Linked DNA regions of Homo sapiens: all the other regions are linked to region 2. The links are chromatin contacts, found by Hi-C or POLR2A ChIA-PET in ENCODE. All regions are on one chromosome and are shown on one strand. Each heading gives the region's core, a stretch centred on a gene start or an enhancer-like site at or near the end of the contact. The rest is flanking DNA. Distances are from core to core; before and after follow the strand shown.

Region 1 (2,727 bases), core at 62-2,561, 510 kb after region 2:
CGATCTCCACTCACCGCAACCTCCATCTCCCAGGTTCAAGTGATTCTCCTGCCTCAGCTCCCAAGTAGCTGGGATCACAGGCAGGTGCCACCACACCCAGCTACTTTTTTTTGTATTTTTAGTAGAGACGGGGTTTCACCATGTTGGCCAGGCTGGTCTCGAACTCCTGACCTCGTGATCCACTCATCTTGGCCTCCCAAAGTGGGATTACAGGCATGAGCCACCGCCCTGGCTGGGAATTGCACAGCTTTCTCAGCCTGTCGGTTGCCCATGCCTGTCCTTTGTAAGTTGTCTGTTTTCCACTCCAGCCTCTGTTGCAGGCCAAGTTCTCAAACTCTACCACTTCCTGCCTATCTCATTGGGTGTCAGTTCGAATCCAAGGTCAAACCAAGGAAGGTACCTTTTTCTTCCACAAGGCAACAGGGCAATGAAACAGCCATTGAGTAGCATTTAAGCAGTTTATTTGCCCAAAGCCACATTCTAGTAAGTGGCAGAATTAAATAGTTAAGAGTCTGACAGGCGGTCCTGGGTTTGCACCCTGCTGTCATGTGCTGAGTGATCCTGGACAAGTTATTCAACTTAAGTCCCCAGTTCTTGGTTTCAGGGTCCACTGAGGCTTCTACCAGGTTGCTGCCTCACTCATTAATTCACACAAGAAAGTTGGGGACTCTTGGGGATTTGAAGCTGAGAAGCTGCTGTAGTGCAAAGGGCTGGGGTTGACTCCTTCAAGGGGTGGCTAAAGAAATGTTTAGAGTTGTTTAGAGTAGGAAGTGCTTCTCAGGTCCCATGGCCACGTTCTGCCTAGAAGTCAAAGGTCAGCGGGGGTCCACAGCAGGTTGGGTCCTGGGGAAAGCAGCCCCCTAGTGACAGTTAAGGCTCAGATGCCAAGTCCCACTCCAGGACTGAAGGCTTTCGGGCAAGCGGCCTAGGGTGTAGGTTTCCCCCATCCCAGTCCCTCCCTGCCTGCGCTCACTGGGCCCGGGAGGACACCCATTGTTCATCATGCTCTGCGCACCCTGATGTCTCTAGAGAGCCATTCATTCAACAGATACCTGCAGAGCAGGGCCTGCATATCGAACCTTTTCCCTAGCCCTGGCCTCCTCACACATTTTATGTGCACTTGCTGTGAGCAGTCCACAGTCTTTGGCGTGCACAGGGGCACAGGCTGTTCCGGAAGCCGCCAGTCTCCAAAGTTCTGGCGGGAGAGAAGGGAGGGGAGAGGCTGAGTCTCAAGCCGCTAGGGAGCGGCTCTGCCCCAGGGCCGAGGGTGGAGCTTTCTGGGTCGGCCGGGAAAGGGCTGGGCTTAGCCTACAAGTGAAGGCAGGGCAGCGTTGGCGGGCGCTCCCTTGAGAAGTCCAGGTGGCGGGCACCTCCGAGCCGATTCCCAGGATCCCCCAAGTGGCTCTGAGCTGCCGATCACCGGATGCCCCAGATTCCTGGGACCCAATCCCGGATTTCAGAACCTCAGGACCTTGCAAGTCCGAGCTAGGATTTCTCCCTGGACTTTAGATTCCTGGAACGGGACGTCAGGCCGTATTCCGGATCCCTAGATCCCGTGGGAGATTCTCCGATTCCGAACGGATTCCAGATCCCAAGATTCCTGATCTGCCGGCCCAGGCTCCTGCCCCGCCCCCGGTTCCCAGTGCGCGGCGCCCCGCGCCTGAGCGCCCCCGCATGGCGGGGCCGTGTCCCCGGTCCGGGGCGGAGCGCGCCGGCAGCTGCTGGCAGGACCCGCTGGCCGTGGCGCTGAGCCGGGGCCGGCAGCTCGCGGCGCCCCCGGGCCGGGGCTGCGCGCGGAGCCGGCCGCTCAGCGTGGTCTACGTGCTGACCCGGGAGCCGCAGCCCGGGCTCGAGCCTCGGGAGGGAACCGAGGCGGAGCCGCTGCCCCTGCGCTGCCTGCGCGAGGCTTGCGCGCAGGTCCCCCGGCCGCGGCCGCCCCCGCAGCTGCGCAGCCTGCCCTTCGGGACGCTGGAGCTAGGCGACACCGCGGCTCTGGATGCCTTCTACAACGCGGGTGAGAGCGCTGGGGGCGGGGCCGGATCCGGGCGGGACTCAGGGTCCTGGGAGGGGACCAAGCCGGGCTCGAAGGCTCAAGGGAGGGGCCGAGAGGGGTACCGGGTCTAGGGGACTTAAAGTGAGCTAAAGCTGAAGGGCTTGGGACAGGGCCGTGAAAAAAGTGGGATTTAGGGGATCTGGGGCGCGGCCGGGCTCGGGACGAGACAGGGATCCGGGCGCGGCTCTAGGGCTCGAGGTTGGGGCTTAGGCACCCTTCAGTCGGAGCGGTGCCCAGCCAGCGGGGCAAGGATGGGGAGGGGCTTTGGAACTCTGGGGCGGGGCGGGGAGCGGCGCGGGGCTGTGGTGTCTCAGGGGTGGGGTTGGAGAACTCAGCCTCACCCTCAGGAGAATGTCACGCGGATCTCTTGAGGACAATTACTGGGAGAGGAGCTTGGACTTAGGGAAAGGGGCCGGGAGGCTGGAGTTCAGGAGTCCTAGCATACTATTTCCAAGGATCGGGCTAGGAGAGGCAAAAAGAGAAGCGAAGGGGCCCGACGGGACTGGATACTGGGTGAGGGAGCTTAGGTTAAGTGGCCTCAGCGGCCCAGAAAGAATGGGCGGGGAAGGGGCGGGGAAGTGGGCGGGAAAGGATGGCTCAGGGGCGGGGCCAGAAGGAGGCTATTCCCCCGCGAGTCACTCCTCCCTCCAGCCAGCCCGGATGCTCGGCCCCCA
Region 2 (2,700 bases), core at 7-2,506:
ACACCAGCAGGCAAAGGGTGCTGGGAGGACGAAGACGCTTGGTCCTGGGCTGGGGGAAGAGCAAACAGATCCCAGGCGCCTTCCTGCAGAAAGCCCCTGGAGGTAGAGTCAGAATTTGAACCCAGATCTGCCAGATTCCCAAGCAGACCTGGAGAGACCCACTGCGAGGTGGTGGCCCCCTGCGGGACCCTTCATGAGGGACCTCCTTGGTCTAGGACCCCACTTGGGACCTCAAACACTCTGCTGGAAGCTGCTGCGACAGAGCGTTTTTCTGCAGCCAGGGAACAGGATGGGGCAGGGCCTTCAAGCCTCAGTTCGCTCTCTAAGGAAGGAACCCGCACCCCCACACAGCATCTCTCTCCTCCACCTCCATCTCCCCTACTCGGTGGCCCACGGGTCCTCCCTGCCCACAGAGCAGCACTGGCCACCCATCCACTGTGCTGTCTTACCCTGCCCTCCACTGTCTGTTATTCCCTCACCGCTTGCTCCTTCAGGCAATGACTAGTGACTGTGCGCCTGCTGTGTGCCCATCCCTGTGAACCAGGCCGCTGCGGGCAGACGGCAGATGTACGGGGGCGTGCAAGGAGCAGAGAGCCAGGAAGGCTTCCGGGAGGAAGCGCCATTTAAGCTGAGAACTGAAGAGCTGATCAAATCAAGTACTGCCCATGGTCAAACAGAAGGCCAAGGTGGACGCAGGGACTGAAGGAAGGCAGTGTAGAGGAGGGCCGGGGGAGGAGTGGGAGGACACAGACGGGAAGACTGACCCTGCACTTCAGAATCAAGACGCAGCCACGACCACCAGCGGCCTAATGCTGCGTCCCGGCGCGGTCGGAGCTCTGTCCCATGCGCACCGCGGGGCCACCTAGGAGTGGCCCGGCTGCATCCACCTCCCGCGCCTCAACCCACTGACTTTTCATCACTACCCTGCGGGGCAGGTCAGCGGTCCCCGTTCCACGAAAGCAAAAGCCGAGGTCCAAAGAGGTTGAGTGCGGCCCCAAATCACACAGCTTGGCCAGTGGCAGTGTCGGGATTTGAACCCAGGGGCAGTTTCCCCGGATTGCTAACGTCTTCTCCGGGTCTCTGCCCCCGCCCCACACCAAGGGAGTGCTCGGAGGGGTTCCAGCCCCCGCTCACCCTCGAAGTAGACCCCCGAGCAGACCCGCAGCACGCGCGGGAGGGAGGCGGGGTCCAAGGCGCGCACGAAGTCCTGCAGCGGCACCGGCTCCATGGTCCCCGCGGCTCTCTGGGCTCAGACTGAGGGGCGGGCGGGCGGTCCCCGGGAGCCCTGCAGCCCCGCCCCGCCGATGCCCCGCCCCGCACGCCGAAGCCGCCCCGCCAGCCCGCGGGAGCCCTGCAGCCCCGCCCCGCCGAAGCCCCGCCCCCCGCCCCCTGCAGTACCCTATGGGGAAGGGGCGATGATGAAGATGAAGAAGTCCCAGACGCCCCCTCAGCAGTGCTCCCAGTTAGAAAAAGGGGACGCGGCCCGACTTGTTCTGCGTCTCATAGGAGGGACATGCCTCTGCCCTTTGGGTTTGAGGAGGGAGATGTAGTGTCAGGGCTCCCGAATGTCCCTCCAGGACACTCCATGGTCCTCTATCGGAAACCTCCTGGTGAAGGGGATCTCATTACCTCTCCAGAACTCCCATACTCTTTCGATAATTATTGTCTACGTTGGCCTCGAACTCCTGGACTCAAGTGATCCTCCCACCTCGGCCTCCCAAAGTGCTGGGATCACAGGTGTGATCCACCTGTGAGCCACCACGCCGGGCCTCACCAATTCTAGTTAAAAATTCTTCCTAAGGCTAAAGAGAAATCTGCTTAGAAGCCGGACCAACCACTTATCCTGACCCCACAGGCTCGGGATAAGCCTTTTCCATTTCCCTGTCCCTCAGGAGTCAGACCAACATAGGTTCAAATCCCAGGTCTCCTCTTGCTCGTTGTATGACGTTAGGCAAATCACTTTGATTGTGTGAACCTCAGTTTCTTACTCTCTAAAACAGGGAGAAGAGGGCCGGGCGCAATGGCTCACGCCTATAATCCCAGCACTTTGGGAGGCCGAGGCGGGTGGATCACCTGAGGTCAGGAGTTTGAGACCAGACTAACATGGTGAAAACCCGTTTCTACTAAAAATACAAAAAAACCTAGCCAGACGTGGTGGCACACACCTCTAATCCCAGCTACTCGGGAGGCTGAGGCAGGAGAATCGCTTGAACCTGGGAGGCAGAGGTTGCAGTGAGCCGAGATTGTACCATTGCACTCCAGCTTGGGCAACAAGAGCAAAACTCCGTCTCAAAAAACAAAAACAAAAACAAAAAAACAGGGAGAAGAGGCTGGGTGTGGCCTGTAATCCCAGCACTTTGGGAGACTGAGGCAGGAGGATCACTTGAGACCAGGAGTCCTAGACCACCCTGGGCAAACTAGCAAGACCCTGTCTCTTAAAAAAAAGAATAAAATAAAATAAGGCCAGGCGCGGTGGCTCACGCCTATAATCCTAGCACTTTGGGAGGGTGAGGCGGGCAGATCTCCTGAAGTCAGGAGTTCAAGACCAGCCTGGCCAATATGGCAAAACCCTGTCTCTACTAAAAATACAAAAAAATTACTGGGCACAATGACTCACGCCTGTAATCCCAGTACTTTGGGAGGCCAAGTTGGACAGATCACCTGAGGTCAGGAGTTCGAGACCAGCCTGACCAACAGGGA
Region 3 (2,726 bases), core at 83-2,582, 500 kb before region 2:
AACAGGAGGACATACACAGTTACCATTATCTAGCCAAATTTGATCGAATCCACAATCCACGCAGTTCCGCGGTTTCCGGTAAGAATCTACCACACCTCATCCCCTAAACTGGCTTCATTTCTAAACGGGCTTCATTCCTTTTTTTTTTAAGATGGGGTCTTGCTGTGTTGCCCAGGCTGGTCGCGAACTTCTGGCCTCAAGCGATTCTCCTGCCTCAGCCTCCAGAATAGTTGGCATTACAGGCGCGCGCCACCACGCCCGAAATTCATTTCTTTAATTTGGCGAAAAAGTAAGTGACTTCTAGAAGCCACTGGGTTTCTGGTTCCTCTATAAAGCAAATTCTTCCACTGAAGGACTTTTTCCTTCCACTGTTTGTTTTAAAAAGAACAAGAAAAGGAAGAGGTTGGAAGGAGCGAGGAGCTGAGTGTCCGAATGAAGCACTGGAGGGTTTTTTTTTTTTGCAAGCAATCAGTGATGCCCTGTAAGTCACTCTCCTCCGAGATTTGGGAGGTGCGTGAACTGCCATTCTACCATTCACCACTGGTTCTTTGGTCCACCGATCACAGATGTGAGCTGCACAGACATCGCAGCAAATTCGATGCCTTCCCGGTTTCCCGGAGCCGGGGTGTAGAGGGTGGGAGAGAGGGGTCGCTTCTTTTCCTTAATCTCATCTCTCCACCAAGAAAAACGTCGGGAGTTTCGTGCCCTGAAGCCGCCCAGGCTGATGTTTGAAAGTTAAATAATAACCTCCAGGTTTTTACAGAAACTCCGCCTGGCTCCGAAGCCCCCGTTCTGCCCAGCAGGGGTGCAGAGGTCTGAGGCAGGACGGTTTTGAAAAATGTACTTTGACCCGATCCGGTTACTGTAACCGGATCCCCAGGGAGCAGTCCCTGTTGGGGACCGGGGGAACAGGCTCCCCCGTGGCGGAGACTCCATGCACGGACACAAAGGGGGAGCAACGCAGCCCAGACAAAAGGGCCCAGCCAAGTCTCGGGGGGCGGAGAGGGCGAGCCTGCGCGGGCCCTGCCTCAGGCGGAGAAGCCCGGGTTGGACCGTTGTGGGAGGGCCGAGGAGGGAGGCGGCGGCCCCGCCCCGCCCTGGCCCGAAGCGACGGCGACCCGGGCCGTTACCTTCTGCCCGGACCGGGACCCTCTCGCAGAGCCAAGAAAGGGGCCGCAGCCTGAGAGGAGGCCGCAGCCTGATACTGAGCGCGTCCTGCTCACTTTCCCTTGCTCGCTGAACTTACCCAGATCTCCGCCGCCGCCTCCTCAGCCTCCACAGCAGCCTCTCCCGGAAATCCTACCTGGCCCGTTGGCCGCCAGGCAGCAGCCGGAGCCCTTGGCCCCCGGGGAGGGGGAAAAAGGGAGCCGGCTGGACAGTGTAGGGTAGGACGTGCCGCCGCGGAGGCTTACGGGACTTGTAGTCCCCAGCAGGGGCCGGTTGCCCGGCAAGCTGAACAAAATGGCGGGAAGCGTGCGTCCTTTCTCTCCGGGCGGTCGTCCTCCTTACGACCTCTCTGGGCATGCGCTGGCCGCTCTGCGCACCTTGTGTGTAAAAGAACTTGGGCACCTTTCCTGGTACTATGGGAGGCAAAGGTCTTTGGGCTTGGGAGGACAGGGTTCAATACTGGGCTCCAGGCAGTACCCAAAAAGGGAACTGATACAAGAGTGTTGTTTGAGAAAACTGTATCCCTGACTGGCCAAATTTCAATCATAACCTCCCCAAAGGAAAAACTATTTATTGAGGACCAATTTGAAGTGCAAAAAACGTACAAGCAAGTTATCTACCCTCAGTGTTGTGCGTAAGAAACCCAGGAATCATTCTGGACACTTCCCTCAAGCCATTAAGTCCAGTCATTCTACATCCCCAGTATTTTAATTCATTTCGATATCCTTCACTACTATCACCTAGTGAAAGCCACCATCACTTCTCTCCAAGTCTCAGTAGTTTCAGGCCCTAGGCTATCACCCTCCGAAAACCTTCCTTGCTGCTGCCAGAGGACCCTTCTAAATGCAAACCCATTGTATCACACAACCTAAATTAGACCTACATGTAAAACTTGAAGCTACGGCACATCTAGAGGACATTCCAGGAGAAAAATCGATGTGACTTTTCAAATACACTATCCATAAAATTAAAAAAATTGGCCAGGCGCGGTGGCGCATGCCTGTAATCCCAGCTACTCAGGAGGCTGAGGCAGGAGAATCGCTTGAACCCAGGAGGCGGAGGTTGCAGTGAGCCGAGATCTTGCCATTGCAGTCCAGCCTGGGCGACAGAGCAAGACTCCGTCGCAAAACAAACAAACAAACAAACAAACAAATTATCCGGGGCCTAGTGCCAAGCTCCTGTAGTCCCAGCTACGTGGGAGGCTGAGGTGAGATGATCACTTGAGCCTGGGGGGTCGAGATCGCACCAGTGCACTCCAGCCTGGGCAGCAGAGCAAGACCCTGTCTCAATAGAAAAAGAAAAAAGAAGAAAAAAAAATTGGCCGGGTGCAGTGGCTCACACCTCTCATCCCAGCACTTTGGGAGGCTAAGGCGGGAGGATCCCTTGAGCCCTGGAGTTTGAGACCAGCCTGCCAGCCTGGGCAACAGAGTGAGGCCCCATCTCTACAAAAACAATTTTAAAAATTAGCTGGGCATGATGGAACGTGCCTGTAGTCCCAGGTACTCAGGAGGCTGAAATAGGAGGATTATTTGAGCTGGGGAGGTCCAGGCTGCAATGAG
Region 4 (2,700 bases), core at 152-2,651, 330 kb before region 2:
TACGATTTAATATCGATCAGAGTAATTCTTTTGTACATTGAAATGAGGGGCTTGGTTTAAAAAAAGACCTTTCCCTCTCCCTGCCCCTAGAACAACCAGTATTAGAAGGTGCCACCATTGGTGCTGCCTTCTCTTCCCACAGCCTGTAACTCAGTGTTTTGTACTTCACTGAATTGTGATGGTTAGAAACTTCGTGGATAGTTTGTGGAAATCATCCAATTAAACATACTGCTTAAAACAGTGTTGCTGTGACTTCAGAGACAAGCCTGGAAGGGGCACCTTAGGAAGCCCCTTCGCTTCAGTTGCTCGCTTCTGGGTGTGCTCCCTTCGAAGGCCCAGATAAGACAGGGAACACTTGTGAGCACACAGAGCAGCATCTGATGCCCTGTGGTGTTTGGCATGTGCCCCCTGTCTACTGACCAATCAGTGTGGCATGAGGCCCACGCCACCCAAACCTTTCACTTTCCAAAGAGCTAGCCGTCCTCCACCCAGTACCATGTCCTAGCCTGTCTGCATTTGTTAGTGGTAATATTCTTTATGTATAATAAATTTTTATACCCAAGCCATTGATGTACTTTTCCTTGTACTCTCCCTTGTGGGTCCCTTGTCTGGCTTGGCTGAACCCCAAAATGCTTTGGGGTTGGACAGACCTGGCTGAACCTTAGTTTCTTCATCTATGAAATGGGAATATGAATTACTGCAGCAGCTTTTAGGGCAGATTTGCCATGGCATATACAAGGTAACTACCATAGTGCTCCTTGGGTATTGCCAATATCCTATTATTTCTGTGTAAAATGAAGATACTGATTGTTTTGAGGATTAAATGAAGTAATATATGAAAGCGTCCAGCTCACAGTCTATGCTTAAATGTCCTGCTTGCTTTCAGGGACAGAATCAGCCCTCAGGAGGGGCCCAAAGTGAGAAGGGGAAAGGTGACACTTGAAATGTGAAGATACAGGAAACTAGGTGACTCAAAACTAGAGTTTTGCTTTTTGCAATGTCTTGTAGATGAGTAAACAGGCACAATGACTACGAAAGGCACCATGTCTTTTAGTATCATGAGAAGTGCAACTTTCATTTCTCTGTGGGAGAGGACAGAGGCTTGGGTGTCTTACTGTCCTTCCAAGTACCACTGAGCACATCCAAACCACATGTGAAGTAGAGCACAGTGATGAGTGGGTGGGTGGGTGGGTGTGCTTCTGGCTAAAACTGGACCAAGGCAGGGGGAGAAAATGTTTAGTTGCCCTGCAAAAGTGATACATGCCGTGAGGTAATGCAGTCCTGACTAGGGGGGCAGTGATTATCTTTTCTAGCCAAGCAAAGCCAAGCAACCCCATTTCAGTCCAGGATGTGGGTGCACACACCGCTTCCTTAGAGGTTAAGTGGTGGTGGTTCAGTTCAGCTATCTGCAAACTTACCTTTGCCCTCAAGGAGGCTGTGCCAGCAATTAGCTATGGGTGTTAGTTCTCACACTGCTATGAAGAACTACCTGAGACTGGGTAATTTATAAAGAAAAGAGGTTTAATTGACTCATGGTTTCACAGGCTTTACAGGAAGCATGGCTGGGGAGGCCTCAGGAAACTTAACAGTTGTGGCAGAAGGTGAAGAGGAAGGAGGCACGTCTTACATGGCCGGAGCAGGAGGAAGAGAGCGCAGGGAGAGGTGCTGTACGCTTTTAAACAACCAGATCTCACTATCTGGATAGTGATAGATAAGAACTCACTATCACAAGAACAGCAAAGGGGGCGGCCCCTATGATCCAAACATATGGATCATATGACCTCTTACCAGGTCCCTCCTCCAACGTGGGGGATTACAATTGGGCATGAGATTTGGGTGGGGACACAAATCCAAATCATATCAGGTGTGTTTATTCATTGAACAAATATGCTGGTTTAGAAATACAGTGGTGAACACTGCAGGACCCCTGTTGCCTGCCTCACAGCTGGGGCACACGGGCAAGAAGACTGTCCACTGCTCCGAGAAGGGGGCCCTTGATCTCATTTTTAGCAGCCAGGGAATGTTTCCTGAAGAAAGTGGCCCTTTTAAAAACTGGAACCCAGGGGCTGATGCATCAGTTAGGAGTGTTTTGGCTGCAAGGAATAACTGGCAAAAAGAATTAGAGGAATATTTTACTTCCATAAGTGGAGACAGGTGGTTTCAGGTATTGTTCATGGTGGAATCATTCATTCAGTAATACCTCCAGGGAAACAGGCTCTTACTATGCTTCTCCGTCCTCTGTGGAGGGTTTGGCATCTCATAGTTGCAAGAAGTTTCTAGCACCACATCTTATAACAACTACCAAACAGAAATAAGTCATCCAGGGAGCAAAATTTTTCCCAGAAGATGTCACTGGTTAGAAAATGGGTCACAGGGACCCCTCTTGGTAAGTTTGGCTGGGAGAGCTGCGAAGAACAGACAGGCAATATACCAAGCCTTACTCCTTGGGATTGGGCACCTGTTTCCAATAAAATTAAGTTGGTAAAGATGAAAGAATGCCTGCTGGAAAGGCCGGGTGGGGTGGCTCACGCCTGTAATCCCAGCACTTTGGGAGGTCAAGGCAGGCGGATCACAAGGTCAGGAGATCGAGGCCATCCTGGCTAACACGGTGACACCCTGTCTCTACTAAAAATACAAAAAATTAGCCGGACGTGGTAGCAGGCGCCTGTAGTCCCAGCTACTCGGGAGGCTGAGGCAGGA
Region 5 (2,700 bases), core at 8-2,507, 260 kb before region 2:
TGGAAACCTTTTGCGGTGACTTTTCAGTGCATCCTCCCCATCTTTCTGGTAATCGTCCCTGCCGTTGTCACATGATTGATACGATGGGGCTTCTATAACTATGTGAATCTGTGTCCCTCAACCCTGCCCGACTGATTGGATTAGGGGTATGGATGGATCTGACTCGCACTGGCCCATCAGAGTCCCTTTCCTGGGAATCTGGAATTCCAGGTTCAGTCTTAAATAGGGGAGATAGGAACTCAGGAGCTGCCTATGACCATTTTCTGCCACAGAGTGCTGATATGCAGCAAGAGAGAAGGATAAAACCCCCATTCCAGGTTATTCCTTAGGCATAACTAGGTAATCACTAGATGACCAGCTAGGCATAGCTAGGTAATCACTGGTGAAATGGTTATGGGCACAGTCTCTGGCGCCAGACTACCTTGGTTCAGATTCTGGCCTTGCCACTTAGTAGCTGTGTGACCCTGGGTGAGTCATTGAACTTCTCTGTGACCTGGTTCTCATCTGTAAAATGGGAGTGACATTATCATCTACTGCATGGGGTTGCCCTAAGGATTAAGTAAAAGGCATAGAATAATACCTGACACACAGTGAGTACTAAGTAAACATTATCTTTTGTGTGTGTGTGTGTGTGTGTGTGTGTGTGTGTGTGAGATGGAGTCTGGCTCTGTCACCTAGGCTGGAGTGCAGTGGCACAATCTTGGCTCACTGCAACCTCTGCCTCTCGGGTTCAAGCGATTCTCCTGCCTCAGCCTCCCGAGTAGCTGGGATTACAGGCATGTGCTACCACGCCTGGCTAATTTTTGCATTTTTAGTAGAGACAGGGTTTTGCCATGTTGGCCAGGCTGGTCTTGAGCTCCTGACCTCAGGTGATCTGCCCGCCTTGGCCTCCCAAAGTTCTGGGATTACAGGTGTGAGCCAACGCGGCCAGCCAGTACTGGGTATTTTCATACTTCCCATTCTTCTTGCCCTCTGTTCCCCAGAATCTGGTCATCTTCATCCACCTTGGCTGGGCTGGGGCTGACTATGGGAGATGGTGCCTCTGGGGTGGAGGCACTGTCTTTCCAAGGTGAGTCTGATCTGTTTGACAAGGTTCTTAGAACCACACACCTTGACACCTCATTCTGCACTCAGGAGAGTGAATCATCCATCTTGAGTGCCTTTCCCCAGGAAGATTTCACCCCTGGATGCACTCTAGGTTTTCTCGTTGCTGGGAACATGACTCAGGGCACAGTGGCCCTTGTGGGTGGAACAGAAGCTTGAGCCCAGTTTTCCTCATTTGTATCCTGCTGTGCAATCCCTTCCCTGGTCCCCTTGTGATCTACACAGGAAGGAAGGAAAGGTGTGCTATGGGCTTAAGGGAACAGAGGGCAAGAGTCTTGGAGATGTGAATGGAGCCTCTTGTTTCATGTGCTAACATCCCAGGGCAGAGAACAAGTCCGTGATGAGGAGTTTTCTTCCCCTGAGTCTGCTTCCTCAGCCTTCCCAGCCCCTTCCTTCGAGGTCTCTCCTGTCAGCCCACCCAGTTTACATCCTGGACCAAGCCCAGCAAGGGCGTGGGTGTGGTTAGGTGGGGTGGGAGATTCCAGGACCATTTTTATTTTTTGTTTTTTTGAGATGGAGTCTCACTCTGTCGCCCAGGCTGGAGTGCAGTGGCGCGATCTCAGCTCACTGCAACCTCCGCCTCCCGGGTTCAAGTGATTCTTCTGCCTCAGCCTCCTGAGTCAGCCTCCTGAGTAGCTGGGATTACAGGCACACACCACCACACCCAGCTAATTTTTTTTGTATTTTTAGTAGAGACGGGGTTTCACCATGTTGGTCAGGCTGGTCTTGAACTCCTGACCTCGTGATCTGCCTGCCTTGGCCTCCCAAAGTGCTGGGATTACAGATGTGGGCCACCGCGCCCGGCCCCAGGACCAGTTTTGCCTCCTGTATCCATTTGCTTCTGGTCTGGTGGACAGGAGGGTGATCCCTAGAAAGGGGCAAGATATTGTCATGGTCTGTGATCTTGCCCCTTTTCTCCTGTGGGGAAAGCCGTTGTGGACACAGAAAAGGCCATGGAGTGGGGAGGGAGAGCATCAGGAAGAATAGCTAATGGAGGGGGGGCTTCATACCTAGGTGATGGCTTGATCTATGCAGCAAACCACCATGGCACATGTTTACCTGTGTAACAAACCTGCACATCCTGCACATGTACCCCAGAACTTAAAGTTGAATTACAAAAAAAAAAAAAAAAAAAGGAAAAGGCCATGGAGTATTGGAGGGTACTTCTGGAAACCCACAAATCACAATGCTGCCGTCTTCTTCTTCTCCCATGCTGCTATGGTCCTTGACTGAGATTCTGCCTCAATTTTTCTATTTAGTTCTCCAGTTGTGACTGAACATAGCCTCAGACTTTGCATATTACCTGCCTCTTAGCTGCCTCGGTTAAAGACCTGCTAAGGCTATACCATGTTCCCACTCCTCCTTGGATCCCAAACCTAGGGCTGTCTGATTTCCCAGAAAGTGCCTCTGGAGATAGGTCAGTGTCCTCTAGGCTCAGCGGTCAAACATCCTCCCCATCTCCACCAGCCCAACATTCCCCATGCCTGAATTGACTTCAGTTACTATATTTTGAGTCTTTCTTAAAGAGACAGCCTGAGGAAGGAGCATGGACTCTAGAATCAGACATGCTGGGCTAGAATTCTGGGACAGTGATCA

The links. A loop is a pair of places that touch in the nucleus more often than their neighbours do. ChIA-PET counts read pairs that join two places held with the same protein, here RNA polymerase II (POLR2A). Pooled maps may share reads with other maps.
Region 1: a loop to region 2 is called in a pooled map, with 3 times the contacts of the local background. The contact joins the promoter of MAP3K6 here to the promoter of THEMIS2 in region 2. A Hi-C loop is called at or near these places in 1 of 50 pooled maps. POLR2A ChIA-PET finds 5 or more read pairs at or near these places in 2 of 52 experiments (WTC11 and activated B cell).
Region 3: a pooled map shows a loop between it and region 2 (4-fold over the local background). The contact joins the promoter of PHACTR4 here to the promoter of THEMIS2 in region 2. A Hi-C loop is called at or near these places in 3 of 37 single-sample maps with no recorded cell type and 2 of 50 pooled maps. POLR2A ChIA-PET finds 5 or more read pairs at or near these places in 1 of 52 experiments (T-cell).
Region 4: a map with no recorded cell type shows a loop between it and region 2 (11-fold over the local background). The contact joins the enhancer-like site here to the promoter of THEMIS2 in region 2. A Hi-C loop is called at or near these places in 8 of 168 maps with a recorded cell type or tissue (HepG2, K562, aorta and 3 more), 17 of 37 single-sample maps with no recorded cell type and 10 of 50 pooled maps. POLR2A ChIA-PET finds 5 or more read pairs at or near these places in 2 of 52 experiments (GM12878 and MCF 10A).
Region 5: a loop to region 2 is called in a pooled map, with 2.7 times the contacts of the local background. The contact joins the enhancer-like site here to the promoter of THEMIS2 in region 2. A Hi-C loop is called at or near these places in 2 of 37 single-sample maps with no recorded cell type and 5 of 50 pooled maps. POLR2A ChIA-PET finds 5 or more read pairs at or near these places in 1 of 52 experiments (common myeloid progenitor, CD34-positive).

The regions. Positions count from the first base shown.
Region 1 is chr1:27,365,545-27,368,271 of GRCh38, reverse strand. It overlaps MAP3K6 (mitogen-activated protein kinase kinase kinase 6), which reads left to right and starts at 1,311. Exons shown (of 29, transcript NM_004672.5): 1 at 1,311-2,014. The coding sequence starts at 1,675. RefSeq lists enhancers at 445-1,386, 1,387-2,330 and silencers at 1,583-1,692, 1,723-1,942, 2,013-2,062, 2,653-2,722.
Region 2 is chr1:27,871,100-27,873,799 of GRCh38, reverse strand. THEMIS2 (thymocyte selection associated family member 2) reads right to left here and starts at 1,256. Exons shown (of 6, transcript NM_001105556.3): 1 at 1,135-1,256. The coding sequence starts at 1,228. RefSeq lists a silencer at 1,139-1,408.
Region 3 is chr1:28,368,346-28,371,071 of GRCh38, reverse strand. PHACTR4 (phosphatase and actin regulator 4) reads right to left here and starts at 1,332. Exons shown (of 14, transcript NM_001048183.3): 1 at 1,247-1,332. RefSeq lists a silencer at 959-1,178 and enhancers at 1,260-1,554, 1,205-2,160.
Region 4 is chr1:28,198,419-28,201,118 of GRCh38, reverse strand. It overlaps DNAJC8 (DnaJ heat shock protein family (Hsp40) member C8), which reads left to right. Exons shown (of 9, transcript NM_014280.3): 9 at 1-841. Among named protein-coding and RNA genes, the nearest start is that of PTAFR, 23 kb to the right of the region's middle. RefSeq lists a silencer at 1,125-1,454. Within about 2 kb of position 1,401, at least 6 of the 41 ENCODE cell types and tissues checked have a DNase peak (open chromatin) inside an H3K27ac peak, as active enhancers do; they include GM12878, where a contact is called at or near this core.
Region 5 is chr1:28,127,833-28,130,532 of GRCh38, reverse strand. No RefSeq gene overlaps it. Among named protein-coding and RNA genes, the nearest start is that of EYA3, 41 kb to the right of the region's middle. Within about 2 kb of position 1,257, at least 6 of the 41 ENCODE cell types and tissues checked have a DNase peak (open chromatin) inside an H3K27ac peak, as active enhancers do.